2 separate regions of the Homo sapiens genome follow, and region 2 is linked to region 1. Evidence: chromatin contacts called from ENCODE Hi-C or POLR2A ChIA-PET data. All regions are on one chromosome and are shown on one strand. Each heading gives the region's core, a stretch centred on a gene start or an enhancer-like site at or near the end of the contact. The rest is flanking DNA. Distances are from core to core; before and after follow the strand shown.

Region 1 (7,452 bases), core at 1,290-3,789:
CACATATGGTGTGAGGTAGAATATACATTCTTGACCAGGCGAGGTGGCTCACGCTTATAATCCCAGCACTTTGGGAGGCCGAGGTGGGTGGATCATTTGAGTCCAGGAGTTTGAAACCAACCTGGCCAACATGGTGAAACCCCATCTCTACTAAAAATACAAAACAATTAGCCTGATCAAAATAGACTCCTTCCCTGCAAAATGACTACAGACTGGCTTATGAATATGCATGCGAAAATACTCAAGAAAACAGGGGCCTTTTGTGCATAAGTTCCTAAACTTGCGGGGGCAGACTGCTGTTATGAAGAGTGTCATAACTTATACATGGGCCACAGGCCTGTGCAGTAATTCACCAAAGAAGACTTCCTATGACCACACCCGTGGGGAAAACATTGGCCTTGCTGTAATCAGATGTGTGTAATGAAAACTGCAGTTGGGAGCATCTTTTCCTGATCCAGCTGTTAAAGTTAATACCCAGTTCTGGCTAAAGTTCTGGCTAAAGTACTGGAGTAAGCAGAAACTTGCATCAATACTGGTGTGTCGGGGAGATGCAAACATGCGCGAGGGATATGGCAACAGCTACGCAGAGCCTAGGGATCTCCTTGACCCAAATATTCTATTTCTAAACATTTGTATTATGGAAGTGCACATCAGAGCGTTATTTATAAATAGCAATAAACAAAACAGGCCAGGCACAGTGGCTCACACCTGTAATCCCAGCACTTTGGGAGTCCAAGGCGGGCGGATCGCTTGAGGTCAGGAGTTGGAAACCAGCCTGGCCAAGAAGGTGAAACCCTGTCTCTACTAAAAATACGAAAGTTAGCCGGGCGTGGTGGCAGGCGCCTATAATCCCAGCTACTTGGGAGGCTGAGGCAGGAGAATTGCATGAACCCGGGAGGTGGAGGTTGCAGTGAGCCGAGATAGTGCCACTGCACTCCAGCCAGGGTGACAGAGTGAGACTCTGTCTCAAAAAAAAAGTAATTAATAAAAATGTAAACAAACAGATGAAACCCCTGCCCTTCAGAGCTTATAAAAAATGTGTAGTCATTTTCTAAAAAAAGTAATTTTTAAATTGATAAAGCCATTTACAAAAGAGTATGAGGCCATTTTAATTAATTAATTAATAATTATTATTATTTTTGAAACAGAGTCTCCCTCTGTTGCCCAGGCTGCAGTGCAGTGTCACAATCTTGGCTCACTGCGAATTCTGCCTCCTGGGTTCCAGCGATTCTCTCACCTCAGCCTCCTGAGTAGATGGGACTACAGGCATGCACCACCAGACCCAGCTAATTTTTGCATTTTTAGTAGAGACGGGGTTTCATCATATTGGCTAGGTTGGTCTCGAACTCCTGAACTCAAGTGATCTGCCCACTTCAGCCTCCCAGAGTGCTGGGATTACAGGTGTAGCCACCGCGCCCAGCAAGCCCCCCCTTTTTTTTTTTTAATACAAGCATCTATCTGTCTATCATCTATGTACTTAAGTATAAATTAATGCCAAAATGTATGTTAAAGATTATCTGAATGGTTGGAATTAAGACGGTTTGTTTACCTGCATTTGCTTTTTATTCTTTTTGCTTTGTTTTTTGAGACCGAGTTTCGCTCTGTCTGCACTGGAGTGCAATGGCGCAATCTCGGCTCACGGCAACCTCGGCTTCCAGGGTTCAAACGATTCTCCTGCCTCAGCCTCCCGCGTAGCTGGGATTACAGGCTACATGGCGCATGCCACCATGCCCAGGTAATTTTTGTGTTTTTAGTAGAGACGAGATTTCACCGTGTTGGCCAGTCTGGTCTCGATCTCCTGACCTCGCGATCTGCCCGCCTTGGCCCCCAAAGTACTGGGATTACAAGTGTGAGCCACCGCGCCCGGCCTTTTTTACCTGTGTTTTCTACAATGTACTTGTATAATAAAAGAAGGTGACAAGAAATAGGGGGAAATTGGTAACAAGCTTCATGTCTAACAATAGAGGATTGGCTGATGAAGTGTATGTCACATTTATTTACAATTAATGACGCCAATGAATAGTTTTTTTCAGTACCACGTGCTAGGCATTAGATGTTCTTTGGCTGTTCTGTGCTGTACATGTGACTATGCTTTTTGTTTAAAAGAAAAGGAGAAAAAGGAAAGGAAAGGGAAAAAAAGGAGAAGAGAGAGAAAAGAAAAGAAAAGAAAAGAAAAGAAAAGAAAAGAAAAGAAAAGAAAAGAAAAGAAAAGAAAAGAAAAGAAAAGAAGAAAAACAAAAGATAGAAAAAAAGGGAGGGGAGTAAGAGCAGGAGAACTCATGGCGTCCTGGGCGGGGCTGCCGGGCTCGCTCCCCGCAGGGCCCTCGTGGCTCCCCTGGCTCGCGCGCGCCCCTAGCGGGCGTCTGGGGTCCTGCGGGCCGTGCGGTCCCGTGTCATCGCGCTGGGCAGCCCCGGGTCCACAGGGCAAGCTGCGCCCCTGTTTTCTTTCCAGGGTCCCCTGCCCTCCAGCGAGCCTAGTTGAGCCCCAGCTGGACTCCAAGTCGAGCCTCTGCAGCCAGGTGTCCGCCAGATGTCTTCCACGGCCAGCAAGGGAACCGCCTGGGCACGCGTCAGTCTGGCCTGTTTCCTGATCCAGAAAATTATTTTCAGCTGCGCGTGACCTTCCACGGGGCCAGGACCGGAAAACTAGACAGCAGTGATCTTTTTAAAACCGTGGACTCTATGAACTAGGAAAGTCCCCTCCAAACTCGTCAACAGGAATTCACTGCTTATTGGTACCAGTTTGGGAAATCATTGTTTTTTAATTAAAAATCAGGGGGCTGGGAGGAAAGGAGGGTCCCCTGGCAGTCTTGGGTGGGCTGCAGGGCTGCAGGAACGTGACAGCAGGGGCAGTGGGGCTGTGGGAGGGTGCTCTGCCCGTGGGGCCAGCTTGTGATGGGCTGGGGACTGAGCTGTGCTCTGGGGACACACAGAGATTCCTCACTCAGCTGGGTGGCCTTATGTTCCCAGGGTTTTCCCACAACTTGTCCTGGCTGGGGGGCTGAGCTTGCCAGCCTTCCTGGGGAACAGCGGGCCAGGGCAGGACTCCATCCCCAGGAAGCACAGGTGAGGCTTACAAAACAGGTGCAGGACTTGCAGACGCAGCTCTCCTTTCAGCAAACCCTGCTGAGACGCAGAGCGGAGAAAACAGGAGGTGCCCCAGTTTCTTCTCCCGGGTAAGACTGAGAGCTGTCCTTGAACCTGATCGGCCAGAGAGAGTGCTGAGGAGAACCAGAGCATCCCGTGGGGCTCCCTGGGCTGGGCTCTGCCAGGTGGGTTTCCCAGGAGATCGGCCATGACAGCTGCTGTGTTGGGCACTCCTCCAGGGCAGGGGTGGCCCCGGGAGAACTTGGGCAGGAGGGGGCATGAGTCACACAGAGGGTGGCCCACTGGGTTTATGGTACCCGGAGTTGCAAACACTCAGGTGTGAGTCACCTGAGTGCACACGTGGCTGGAGGCAGACAGCCTCCCTTGCCCTCCCCTCCTCCAATCCCAGCTCCTGATGGTTGTACCCTCTCCTGTGCTGAGGGCAGCAGAGACTCATTAGCGAACTGGGGGCCCTGGAGTCGGAGAGCTGGCTTCCAATTCCGGCTCTAGTACCCGCGCTCAGGGACACTGGGCATGTGTTGTCACCTGCCTGTGCCTCAATCTCCTTAACTGCAAAATGGACATAACCTCCAGGCTGATGAAGACTAGGAGAGCAGAGGTCAGGGATGGGCCCCTTCATAGGGGCTCAGGGCCTTTCTGTTCCTCCATTGCTTTCTCCGGCCTGGCCCGCTGTGTGAGGCTGGCCGGCAGACATCTGTCTCTCTCTCAATTTTAAAAAATTTTTTTAGTAGGGACAGGATCTCACTGTGTTGCCCAGGCTGATCTCAAACTCCTGGCCTCAGGCGATCTGCCCACTTCGACCTCCCAAAGTGCTGGGATTGCAGGGGTGGCATCTGTTGGCCTCAGGAAGCAGGCCCAGGCTGCACTCCTGCCCTTGTCCCCCACCTTCCCCGGCAGGCTGGTTTGGCGGTCCTGCCCTCTCCACCCCCACTCTCCCCCATGGGGGAACACAGGCATCAGTGGAGAGTTGCCCATTTTTCAGAAGCGGGATGACAAGCCCCTGCTGCCTTTCACCAATGCCCGTGAATGCACCTGCTTGGGAATCCTCTTTGGAATCTCCCTGAGGTCTTCTGCCCCTCCCCGTGTCTCCCTCATTAAACCACATTTTCCCACAATGAGAACGTGCCATGATGTGCGTTGATGCAAAGCAGGTCTTTATTCAATCTTGTGATGTTTCCGTAGCCAATGCCTTACTGCAGTGCCGTTTTCCATGACTTTTCACGTGAATTACAACACTTTAATTCCATTCCAGCTTAAATTGGCTGTGTTGGGTCAGGTAGAAAAGCCCACTGCCCTGGGTGACACTTTTATGGTTGGGGAAGTGGCTCTTGTCCTGGCTGAGTTGTGTCCTTGCCTCAGAATGTGACTTCACATCTTGAAGTCCTAACCAGCAGTACCTCAGAATGTGACTGGGTTTGGACCCAGGGTCTTTACAGAGGTGACTAAGGTTAAATGAGGTCACTGGGTGGGCCCTAACCCAATGTGACTGTGCCCTTATAAGAAGAGAAGATTAGGGCCAGGTGCAGTGGCTCATGCCTGTAATCCCAGCACTTTGGGAGGCCAATATGGGTGGATCACCTGAGGTCAAGGGTTCAAGACCAGCCTGGCCAACATGGTGAAACCCCATCTCTATTAAAAATACAAAAATTAGTCAAGCGTGGTGGCACACACCTGTAATCCCAGCTACTTGGGAGGCTGAGGTGGGAGAATTGCTTGAACCCGGGAGGTGGGGGCTGCAGCGAGCGGAGATTGCGCCACTGCACTCCAGCCTAGGTGACTGGGCGAGACCCTGTCTCAAAAGAAAAAAAAAAGATTAGGATGCAGGCACAGAAAGACGACCATATGAGGCAGGGAGGAAATGACAAGCCAAGAAGAGAGGCATCAGAAGGAACCAACCCTGCCGACCCCTTGATCTCAGGCTTCCAGCCTCCACAGCTGCGAGAAACGCACTTCTGTTGTTTAAGTCCCCAGCCTGTTATAGCAGCAGCTTGGGCAGACTCCGACTGCACTGCTTTATCCTCAGCCGAGCCCGAGGAGGAGGAGACAATCCCCAAACTCGATCGTTTCCTATCATTATGATCACCGATTATTCTCCTTTTGACTCACCCGACCTTCTGTGCAGAAGGGCTGGGAACACTGAGAGACGGGAGCATTTACCCACATGTGTTCACGTGCACGTGCAGCCACAGCTCCCAGCCCTGCTGTGAAAGTGAATCACTATGGCCCCGGTTAGCAGCGTTTGCCATGTGCCTGCCACATGGCCAAGGGCTGTCTTCACTGTGAGTCCCTGAAGTGTCCATGGCCAGCACTCTGCAGGCGATGACACTGAAGCCCAGAGGGTTGAGGAGCTTGCCTCGCCTTTCTTCCTTCCTTTCTTTTTTTTTTTTTTTGACATGGGGTCTTATTCTGTCACCCAGGCTGGAGTGCAGTGGTGTGATCATGGCTTACTGCCTCCCCAGCCCAAGCGATCCTCCCCCACAGCCTCCTGAGTAGCTGGGACTACAGGCACATGCCACCACACCCAGCTAATTTTTTAAATTTTTTTGTAGAGATGAGGTCTCACTATGTTGCCTAGGCTGGTCTCAAACTCCTGGGCTCAAGTGATCCTCCAGCCTCAGCCTCAGCCTCCCAAAGTGCTGGGATGACAGGCGTGAGCCACTGTGCCCAGCCTGCCTCACCATTTTTAATCGGCACAGCCAGGATTTGGTTTCAACTAAGGCAGCTTGGTGCCATCACTTCTATGCTACAACTTTTAAAAATATTGTTTTTTAAAACATTTTATTTACATTATATACTTTCACACCTATGACCATCTGAAACTTTTTTTTTGAGATGGGGTCTTGCTCCGTCACCCACACTGGAGTGCGGTGGCATGATTTTGGCTTGCTGCAGCCTCCCACCTCCAGGCTTAAGTGATCCTCCCACCTCAGCCTCCAGAGTAGCTGGGACCACAGGTGTGCGCCACCATACCTGGTTAAGTTTTTGTATTTTTGGTAGAGATGGGGTTTCGTCGTGTTGCCCAGCCTGGTCTCGAACTCCTGAGCTCAAGCAATCTGCTCTCCTCAGCCTCCCAAAGTACTGGGATTACAAGTGGGAGCCATTGCACCCGGCCTGACCATTTGAAACATTTTAAAGGTGGCACTGCTTCTTGTAAGAAGAGATCTTAGGTGGCAGGGGCAGGGCTGGGATGTAGGTGCTCTCATGGCAGGATGCACTGGGGATGGAAAGCAGCTGCCACCTGTCATGGACATGCACCTCCAGTCACCCCTGTCTGCCTCCCGCCCTGCCCCCAGAAAACAGGAAGCAAACTTCCCCGGCCTCCTGTCAGAGTGTCTGTGGGGAAGCGATTCACGTGGGGGCATGAGCACTGTCCCCAGGCCCAAGGATTGTGGCTGGGGTGGGGCAGAGAGGGATGCTTTGGAGGGCTGCTCTCTTCCCGCTGTTCCTCTGCACCCCCTTCACATTTTTGTAACCCAAATAAAGATGGGCACCCATGGTCCACCTCCGCACAGGCCCAGGAAGAAAAAAAACAAAGTCAGATCCAAGTTCACTTCCTAAAATAGCCTTGAAAAGCAATTTAGGTCCTTCTTAAATTTGTTCTAGGGGGAACCAAAGTGCAATTATGTTCACAATCTAGAGAAAAATGTCTTGAAACCTCTTTCCTCTCCCGTTCTCAAGGCTCCCAGCCTACATCTGCTCTCTTCTTGCCCATTCTCATCCCTGTCCCCAAAAAATACGGGTCCTCTGGCAGGTGGCCTGCTCTTTGGAGCTCAAACACCATCCTTGGAATAGGGCATGTGACCAATGCTAAGTCATCTTTTCCATGCACACAAAATTATCAGAAAGATGAAAAGTTTGCTCAAAGTCACTCAGCTAAAAAGGGGTCCAGTCAAGATCAGAACCTGCTGGGCATCGTGGCTCATGTCTGTAATCTCAGCACTGTGGGAGGGCGAGGTGGGTGGACCACTTGTCAGGAGTTCAAGACCAGCCTGGCCAACATGGTGAAACCCCGTCTCTACTAAAAATGTAAAAATTAGCCAGGTATGGTAGTGGGCGCCTGTGATCCCAGCTACTTGGGAGGCTGAGGTAGGAGAATTGCTTGAACCTGGGAGGTGGAGGTTGCAGCGAGCGGAGATCGCACCACTGCACTCCAGCCTGGGAGACAGAGCGAGACTCCGTCTAAAAAAAAAAAAAAAAAAAAAAAAAAGACTCAGAACCTGCCAAGGCTGATCTAATGCCAGGGAGTGACAGCCCAGTAATTGGGATGTGGCACCTAGATCCAGACCATAGCCTGTTGTGTTGTTATCGTTTCTGCTAGTTGTATTATGTGCTCTCCCCCTACTT
Region 2 (7,452 bases), core at 1,122-3,621, 340 kb after region 1:
GTGAGAAGGGCCAGGGTGATGGTGAGAGGCTGTCTGCAGAGGGGGACCCTGGGGAGAGAGTCAAGGTTACCCTGTGGTGTGCAGTACAATCCTCTTCTCCATTAGCAAGGAGATCTGTACCCCTCACCCCCCAAGTCCTGATATTGGACTTGGCTTCCTTTAAAAATACATCAAAATGCCAAGGCTGGCCTGAGGGTGGCCTCAGTTGAGAATAGAGCACACAGATGGGGGCCTCACCAGGCCTGGATGTTGAGAGCTTTGTACCTGGGTGGCTGGTATTCAAGATGCAGAGAGAGGCAGCAGGTGTCAGGCCAGGTGAGCTGGACTGGGGATGGATCTCACTCTGACACGGAGGTCTGCACACTGTGGCTCTCTGGCTGTTCTTGTTGTTTTGTGAGTAAGGTTCTGTGGAGACACAACTCTACCTCTTCAGGTACTTACCCTCTGTAAATGATATTCTTGCTGTTCCTCCTCCTCTATTCACTCTAAAATGGCAGCAGGGTTGAGTGGTTGCAGCAGTGACCCCATGGCCAGTAAAACCTAAAGTATCTGCTACAGGGCCTTTTACAGAAGGACTCCATGACGCCACCCTAGCAGAGCCTGCAGGAGCCAGCGCCCAAAGGCACTCACTAGGTGAGCGCAAGCAGGGCTGAGAGATTCCGAGATGCCCGGTTGGAGCGTAGGAGGGTGCTTTGGATTCATTGAGACGTGCTTGGACGTGCTCAGCCCACAGAGAGCTGTACCCACAGAGCACCCACCTTTCTTGGGTGGGGGTGGGGGGGTGATGTGTGGGGTCTGTGAAGCTTCAGGGTGGTGCCGGGCATTCTGTATTTTACAGGTGAGGGGGATGGAGGCCCCGACAATGAGGCGCGAGGCCCTAGTTCCTTTCATTCCAGCAAGCCAGGGTCCGAGCATCCCCCTCACACCTGCCCTGCCTGTACCAATTGCCTGCCCTCTCTTCAGGGGGCCTACCAGGGTCGGGGGGTGAACAAAGCTGGGCTTGCTGGGGAGTCCTAGGCCAGGTTGGGGGTCTTTGCTTGGGGGGCAGGCCTGTATGTCTCACTCTACTCCTGGTCCTCTGTCTGGCCCCGCAGGGGCCATCCCCCTGCCGGCAGCTTTCAGATGAAAGCCAGGGCCTCCCTTCCTCCAAGCCCCTCTCTTCCAGGCCTGGGTTTATCTCCTCTCTCTGAGGGGAAGGACCGTTCTACAGGCTGGGCTCTGCCTTTCACCCAGAACTGGTGGGTGGAGTCTTTGTTCCCACTCTGGGTCTCTGTGATGGGGCCGGGGTGGGAGGCTGTGGGCTGTGGCCCGTGGCACAACGGGGAGAGGAGAACAGCCAGATTAGGTTAGCCTGTGGCTCATGAGCTGCCTTCATCCCATCAGCCTCCAACCCTGGGGTCCGCACTTTTGTATTGAGCACCTCTGTGTGTGGGCAGCTGTGCCGGGTTGCGGGGTTAGAAATGTGGAAGCTCCTTCCTTTGCTGTTGGCTGAGTCCCCTGTGGGAACCATGGTCTCCTCTGCTTCCATCCAAGTGTCTGCGTCACACCTTGGGATAATATTACAGCTTTTAGAGGTAGATATTACTGTAACTATGGATAGATGTCATGCAATTTATTATTATCATTATGTTAATTTTTTTGAGACAGAGTCTTGCTCTGTCACCCAGGCTGGAGTGCAGTGTCTCACTGGAACCTCTGCCTCCTGGGCTCAAGCCATCCTCCCACCTTAGCCTCCAGAGTAGCTGCTATCACAGGTGCGCACCACCATAGCCAGCTAATTTTTATATTTTTTGTAGAGATAGGGTTTTGCCATGGTGTGCACCACTGCACCCGGCCTATGTTAATTATTTTATTATTATTTTTTTTGAGACGGAGTCTCGCTCTGTTGCCCAGGCGGAGTGCAGTGGTGCAACCTTGGCTCATTGCATCCTCTGCCTCCTGGGTTCAAGTGATTCTCCTGCCTCAGCCTCCCGAGTGGCTGGGATTACAGGTGCATACCACCATGCTGATTTTTGTATTTTTAGTAGAGACGGAGTTTCACCATGTTGGCCAGGCTGGTTTTGAACTCCTGACCTCAAGGAATCCACCACCCTTGGCCTCCCAAAGTGTATGTTAATTATTAATCCTCATTATAATAATTACATGATCACATATTATAAATGTGGATATTGCCACTTTTAGGATGAGGAGATGGGATGTGCTCACTCCTTTAACTTACGTGCTTTGGGGGAAGAGTGATCTGTGTTGCACAAAAACCCTTTGAGAGCAGACACTCCTGCTTCTTTTGTCACGTGTGGCTTCAGCTTTTATCAAGAACACTGGGCTCCTGTCCAGGGGAGAGGGTAGGCCAGGAGCAGAGCCTCAGAGGAGAATGGGAGTGCTGTCCTCACAGGCGGCCTGGAAATGCAGGAGGCAGCACGCCCAGTGCTTGGCTGCAGGATCCCCGAGGGAGGGACAGGATGGATGGCCACAGGCATGCCACTCCTTCCCTCCGTCTGGATTTTTTCCCTGTGAAACGGGAGTGTAAACACCTTCCTGGAGTGGCCTCTCCATGAAAGGTTGCTGTCACCCTGGGTGGCTTAAGGTCACCAAGGCCGGCCCTGTCCGAGGGGTCAGCCTTCAGGAGGATTGACTCAGGTCCCTGGGGCCCTCCCGAGGGTCTGGTTCAGTCGACAGGTGTGTGGGGTGGGGCCCACAGCAGGACATGACACAGGTGGTGGGCTCAGCTCCTGGCAAGACACCGTCCATCCAGAGGAAGCAGGAAGCAGAGCCAGAAAGGGACATGGACTCGAGCCCTGAAGCTGGAAAGCCAACGTGCTGGCTGGAGCCAGAAGAGCAGGCAGGAGCAGAGGCAGAACGGACGGGAGTCCGAGGGACGGGAGTCCAAGTGAGCGCAGCCTCCCGCCCACCCCCGCCAGGGCCTGCTGCGGAGGTGGCAGCTTTAGGAGCCCCTGCTGTGTCAGGGACGGGGGCTGGACCTCCCCATGGACTGCCCCCACTGTCCTAACAGGCCACAGCAGGGGAGATTCTGTGCGCTGCTGACTTTCTGCATGACATCTTTTGGAAGGATGGTGACATCTAGTGCTTGTGTGCACATTTGCCAGCTGAAGCCACAACTAACCCCAGACTTGTTGGGCTTTTTCCAGGAAGGGGACGGTGACAAACAGGTACTGAGCACATTCAACTTGGCACCAGCTGACTTCCCTTCTAAATCGAGAACGTGGCTGACGTCCTAGAGCCCCCAGAAAATAAGTTTCCATTTCATGTTCCTTTCAATTTGTCATCAGCTCACTATTTTTACAAAACAGCCAAGTGCTACAGAGAGGGCTTCAATGAGCAGAATTGGCTGTTTATTTAAATTAAAAGGTAAAAAAAGCAAAACCACTTAAATGATATTAACATTTAGTAGAGAGGCTGGGCGCAGTGGCTCATGCCTATAATCTCAGCAATTTGGGAGGCCGAGGCGGGCAGATTGCCCGAGCTCAGGAGTTGGATACCAGCCTGGGCAACATGGTGAAACCGTGTCTCTACTAAAAAAATAAAATTAAATTAAAAAAATAAAATTTAGTAGAGGAACTTTTTTTTTTTTTTTTAAGATGGCGTCTCATTCTGTTGCCCAGGCTGGAGTGTGGTGGTATGATCACAGCTCACTGTAGCCTCAACCTCCTGGGCTCAAGCAAGCCTCCACCTCCACCTCTTCAGTAGCTGGGACCACAGGTGTGCGCCACCACACCCAGCTAATTTTTGTGTTTTTTGTAGAGACAAGGTTTCACTGATCTTAAGCTCCTGAGCTAGATTGATCTTCCCTCCTTGGCCTCCCAAAATGCTGGGGTTACAGGCATGAGCCACTGTACCCAGCCAAAACTTTATTTTTTAATTACATTTTGGCCTTAGCCATGGAGATATAGAAATGTGGTTAGTGGGTTTCTGAAAAAGGTTATGATAATAAATGCATGCTGTCTTCCGGGTCAGAGCCACGGAGTGCACGAGACTAGGTTGCCTCAAATACCTGTCCAGGGGCCCACCTGAGGGCCTTACATCTCTGCAGGGAAGGGAAGGGTCTATGTTCTGTAAATAGCCAAACATTGACTATTATTATGCATTATCATTGCTTGGACTAAAACCCATGCCCTCCTTGGAAATTTGCTGGAATTTTACATTAGTGTAAATTCAACCACCAGCCATCATTTTCCCTCCCCTCCTCCCCCCCCTTCTTTTTTTGAGGCAGAGTCTCACTCTGTCTCCTGCTGCCCAGGCTGGAGTGCAGTGGCACAATCTTGGCTCGCTGCAACCTCCACCTCCTGGGTTCAAGCGATTCTCCTGCTTCGGCCTCCCGAGTAGCTGGGACTACAGGGGCATGCCAGCACACCTGGCTAATTTTTGTATTTTTAGTAGAAACAGGGTTTCACCATGTTGGTCAGGCTGGTCTTGAACTCGACCTCAAGTGATCTACCCACCTCGGCCTCCCAAAGTGCTGGGATTACAGGCATGAGCCACTGTGCCCAGCCTCCAGCCATCATTTTCAACATGGAAAAGGAAAATATGAGAGGCTAAGATTGGTAAATGGAGGAAGAAAACCTGAATTTTATGCTCACGTTTCACCCTGCGCCAGCTTTTAAGATAAAACCAAATTCAAACTGAGAAATGTGATTTGAAGTGATGGGAAACAGAAAGATGTGGATAAAAGGCCCACGTTTTAAGACAACAAGTCCACAAAGAGCAAAGAGGACAGAAAGAAGAAGCAAAATTCATATGCCCTTTCTCTCCTTGCTCAGGCGATTTAACAGCCACCCTGGGTGAAGGGCACCATTAGCTCCTGCTATGGATGAGGAAGCTGAGACTTAGAAAGTTTAAGCAAGCTGCCATCAGATCAGCTGATGGGTGTACATTTATATTCTGGGCACGGTCTTCATTCTGGCACCATTGTCAATCCAGTGGAGCATCTGGTGTGTTCAGAGGTTTATAGCCGGTTCAGTCCCGACAGTTGCCCCATCTAAGCTGGAAATCACTGGTCCTACTGTCTGGATGGAGACTGCAGCTTTGTTTGACCTGGGGAGTTGGTCTGACTTCAAGTTCCTGGACCTGCAGGGAACTGCAGGACATGCGGGCAGAAGAGCCCAGGCAGTGGTTTCCGTTTAGGAAGAGGTTGTCTCATGATAGAGAAGCACGGTCTTGCTGCACCATGCTGGAAAGCTCTGTCCAGCCTCCTGTTCTCTGTCCAGCCTCCTGTTCTCTGTCTAGTGGGTGCAATTGAGTTTCTCCCACCCGTAAAGAGGCGATTAAGTCCTAACCCCCGGAACCTGTGAGTGCGACCTTATTTGGAGAGAGGGTCTTTGCAGATGTAATTAATTAAGGCCAACAAGATGGAACTTAGGATAGCCCTTAAGTCCAGTGACTGACATCCTTATAAGAAGGGGAGAGGACACAGCCACAGAGGGGCAGCCACGTGAAGACAGAGCCAGAGATGGGGGTGATGCAGCCACCAGGAACACCAGGGTTGCCGGCAGCCCCTGAAGCTGGAGGAGGCCTGGAATGGATTCTCCTTCAGTCTCCGGAAGGAACCAACCCAGCCAACGCATCAGTTTTGGACCTCTGGCCTCCAGAACTGCAGGAAGAAATTTGCTAATTTGAGCCACTCGGCTCATGGGACTTTGTTTTGGCAGCCGCAGGACACTCATGCACTGTCCTTGGAGTGTAAGTTTTTATTTTAAACATGTGGCTCCATTTGCCAGAATCTCCCCAACAGACCCCAAACCCAATCCAGGGTCTAGGCAGGGTAGCAGCTTTGACAGGAGCCTGTCGGTGCTGGTGGCTCCTCCATGCCCCAGACACCTTGCCTTCCCCCGCCCCGTCCTCTCCAGTTCTGTGTATAACACATTCCTGACAAGCCACACACAATGGGGCAAAACATTTTGGAGATCTATAAAATAACCATTTTAAAATCATATAACTTTGGAAAGCAAAGGGTAGAAAATCTTTAAATGAACAGTGCATTGCCCAATATGTTAAAGTGCTTGGGAGTAGTTGTGTGTGTGTGTGTGTGTGTGTGTGTGTGTGTGTGTGTGTTAAGCAGGTACATGGCTGAGTAAGACAAAGCCCCTGCCTTCCTGGGGGAGACAGGTGGAGAACGCAGGAGGCCTTGCCTCTGGGTGTGTATGGGGTGCAGGGAGGCTTCCGTGGAGGCAGGGGGCCCAGCAGCCCTTCCGGGGTTGCCGCTGGAAGATCTCAGAGGATGCCTAAGAGTTTTCTAGGTGAACAAGAGGAAGGATACCATGCAGAGGGGACAGTAGAGAAGGGTGTTGGTGGGGAGCAGCATTGGGAAAGTGGGGAGGTTAGCAGGAGGCGAGGAAGGCCTTGGAGGAGCCTATGCAATCGTGACTGCCTCTGTGCAAGATGGGTCTGGCAGGCGAGGGGCCGGTAGGCCGGGGGTGCCCAGGGCTCTAGGGGTTCCCAGAGCCCAGCTGCATCGCTGGAAGCTGGCAGGGATGCATCGGACTCCCAGTAAGTGGAGATCCCTTTCACGGCATATGTAGCCCAGAGCTTTTGTATTAGGTCCTGGAGAGATTTATCTTCCCATCCAAAGCCTCTCCAAAGGCCCCATAGCAATCACTCCCAACACTTTGCTCGATGTGGAAGGCTCCATCTCCCAGAAGAACTGTTTGCTCAACCTCCTGGCCATGCGGGCGTGGGAGATGCATGGCCAGCTGTCCCTCTGAGCCCATTGCTGTGCCTGCGGCTTGCCGTGGTCCCACCTGAGCCGCATGTGGCAACCTCGTCCTCTGAGTAAGCCCTCTGGGCCTCCCTGTTTCAGGTGCGTTCTTCACAAAGGTGGTGGATGTGGGTGCCACCTCTCTGAAGCTTGAGATCTGGGACACAGCTGGCCAGGAGAAGTACCACAGCGTCTGCCACCTCTACTTCAGGGGTGCCAACGCTGCGCTTCTGGTGTACGACATCACCAGGAAGGTAGGGCCCGCCTTGAGGCACGTCCCACCCTCCTTCCCAAGCACCTGCCTTCTGGTTTCTCCAGTGCAATGATGCCATGGCGTAATCACAAGGAACAGAGACTCCATTAGTGAGCAACAGTCACCTCCTCCAGGATGGCCTCCTGACAACCCCCCATCCTCCTCCACAGTGGGGTTCTGCTCCTCCGTGGTCCACAAAGAACATGCCGTTGCCATCTGCCACTCAGTAGTTCCTGGTGCTGCATTAGGGTCAGGGTTTGGGGTGGTGGCCAGTCCCCCAGACTCTCTTGCACAAAGTGGTCCTTTGAGGACAGCTAGGCGTGGGAGATTCAGGAGCTCGAGGCCTGACCTGAAATACCCCGTGGCTGGCAGTCTCCTGGGCCTGGTCAGGGTGAAGGATCTGATGTGTGTCCTAGCAGTTTTCTGCCTGGCCGCACAGGTCACCCAGGACAGGAACGTGCCCTCCTCAGAGGAACGGAGCAGCCCTGCA

Evidence for each region. Hi-C counts contacts between places; a loop is a spot of excess contacts on that map. ChIA-PET counts read pairs that join two places held with the same protein, here RNA polymerase II (POLR2A). Pooled maps may share reads with other maps.
Region 2: a pooled map shows a loop between it and region 1 (4-fold over the local background). The contact joins two enhancer-like sites. A Hi-C loop is called at or near these places in 1 of 50 pooled maps. POLR2A ChIA-PET finds 5 or more read pairs at or near these places in 3 of 52 experiments (H1, activated T-cell and activated naive CD4-positive, alpha-beta T cell).

The regions. Positions count from the first base shown.
Region 1 is chr2:237,918,723-237,926,174 of GRCh38, reverse strand. It overlaps LOC105373960 (a long non-coding RNA gene), which reads left to right. Exons shown (of 3, transcript XR_924046.3): 2 at 2,453-2,735; 3 at 3,118-3,289. Among named protein-coding and RNA genes, the nearest start is that of UBE2F-SCLY, 44 kb to the left of the region's middle. RefSeq lists a silencer at 2,243-2,452. Within about 2 kb of position 2,539, at least 20 of the 41 ENCODE cell types and tissues checked have a DNase peak (open chromatin) inside an H3K27ac peak, as active enhancers do.
Region 2 is chr2:237,577,515-237,584,966 of GRCh38, reverse strand. It overlaps RAB17 (RAB17, member RAS oncogene family), which reads left to right. Exons shown (of 6, transcript NM_022449.4): 3 at 6,812-6,963. Among named protein-coding and RNA genes, the nearest start is that of RAB17, 9.5 kb to the left of the region's middle. RefSeq lists an enhancer at 2,766-3,400. Within about 2 kb of position 2,371, at least 20 of the 41 ENCODE cell types and tissues checked have a DNase peak (open chromatin) inside an H3K27ac peak, as active enhancers do.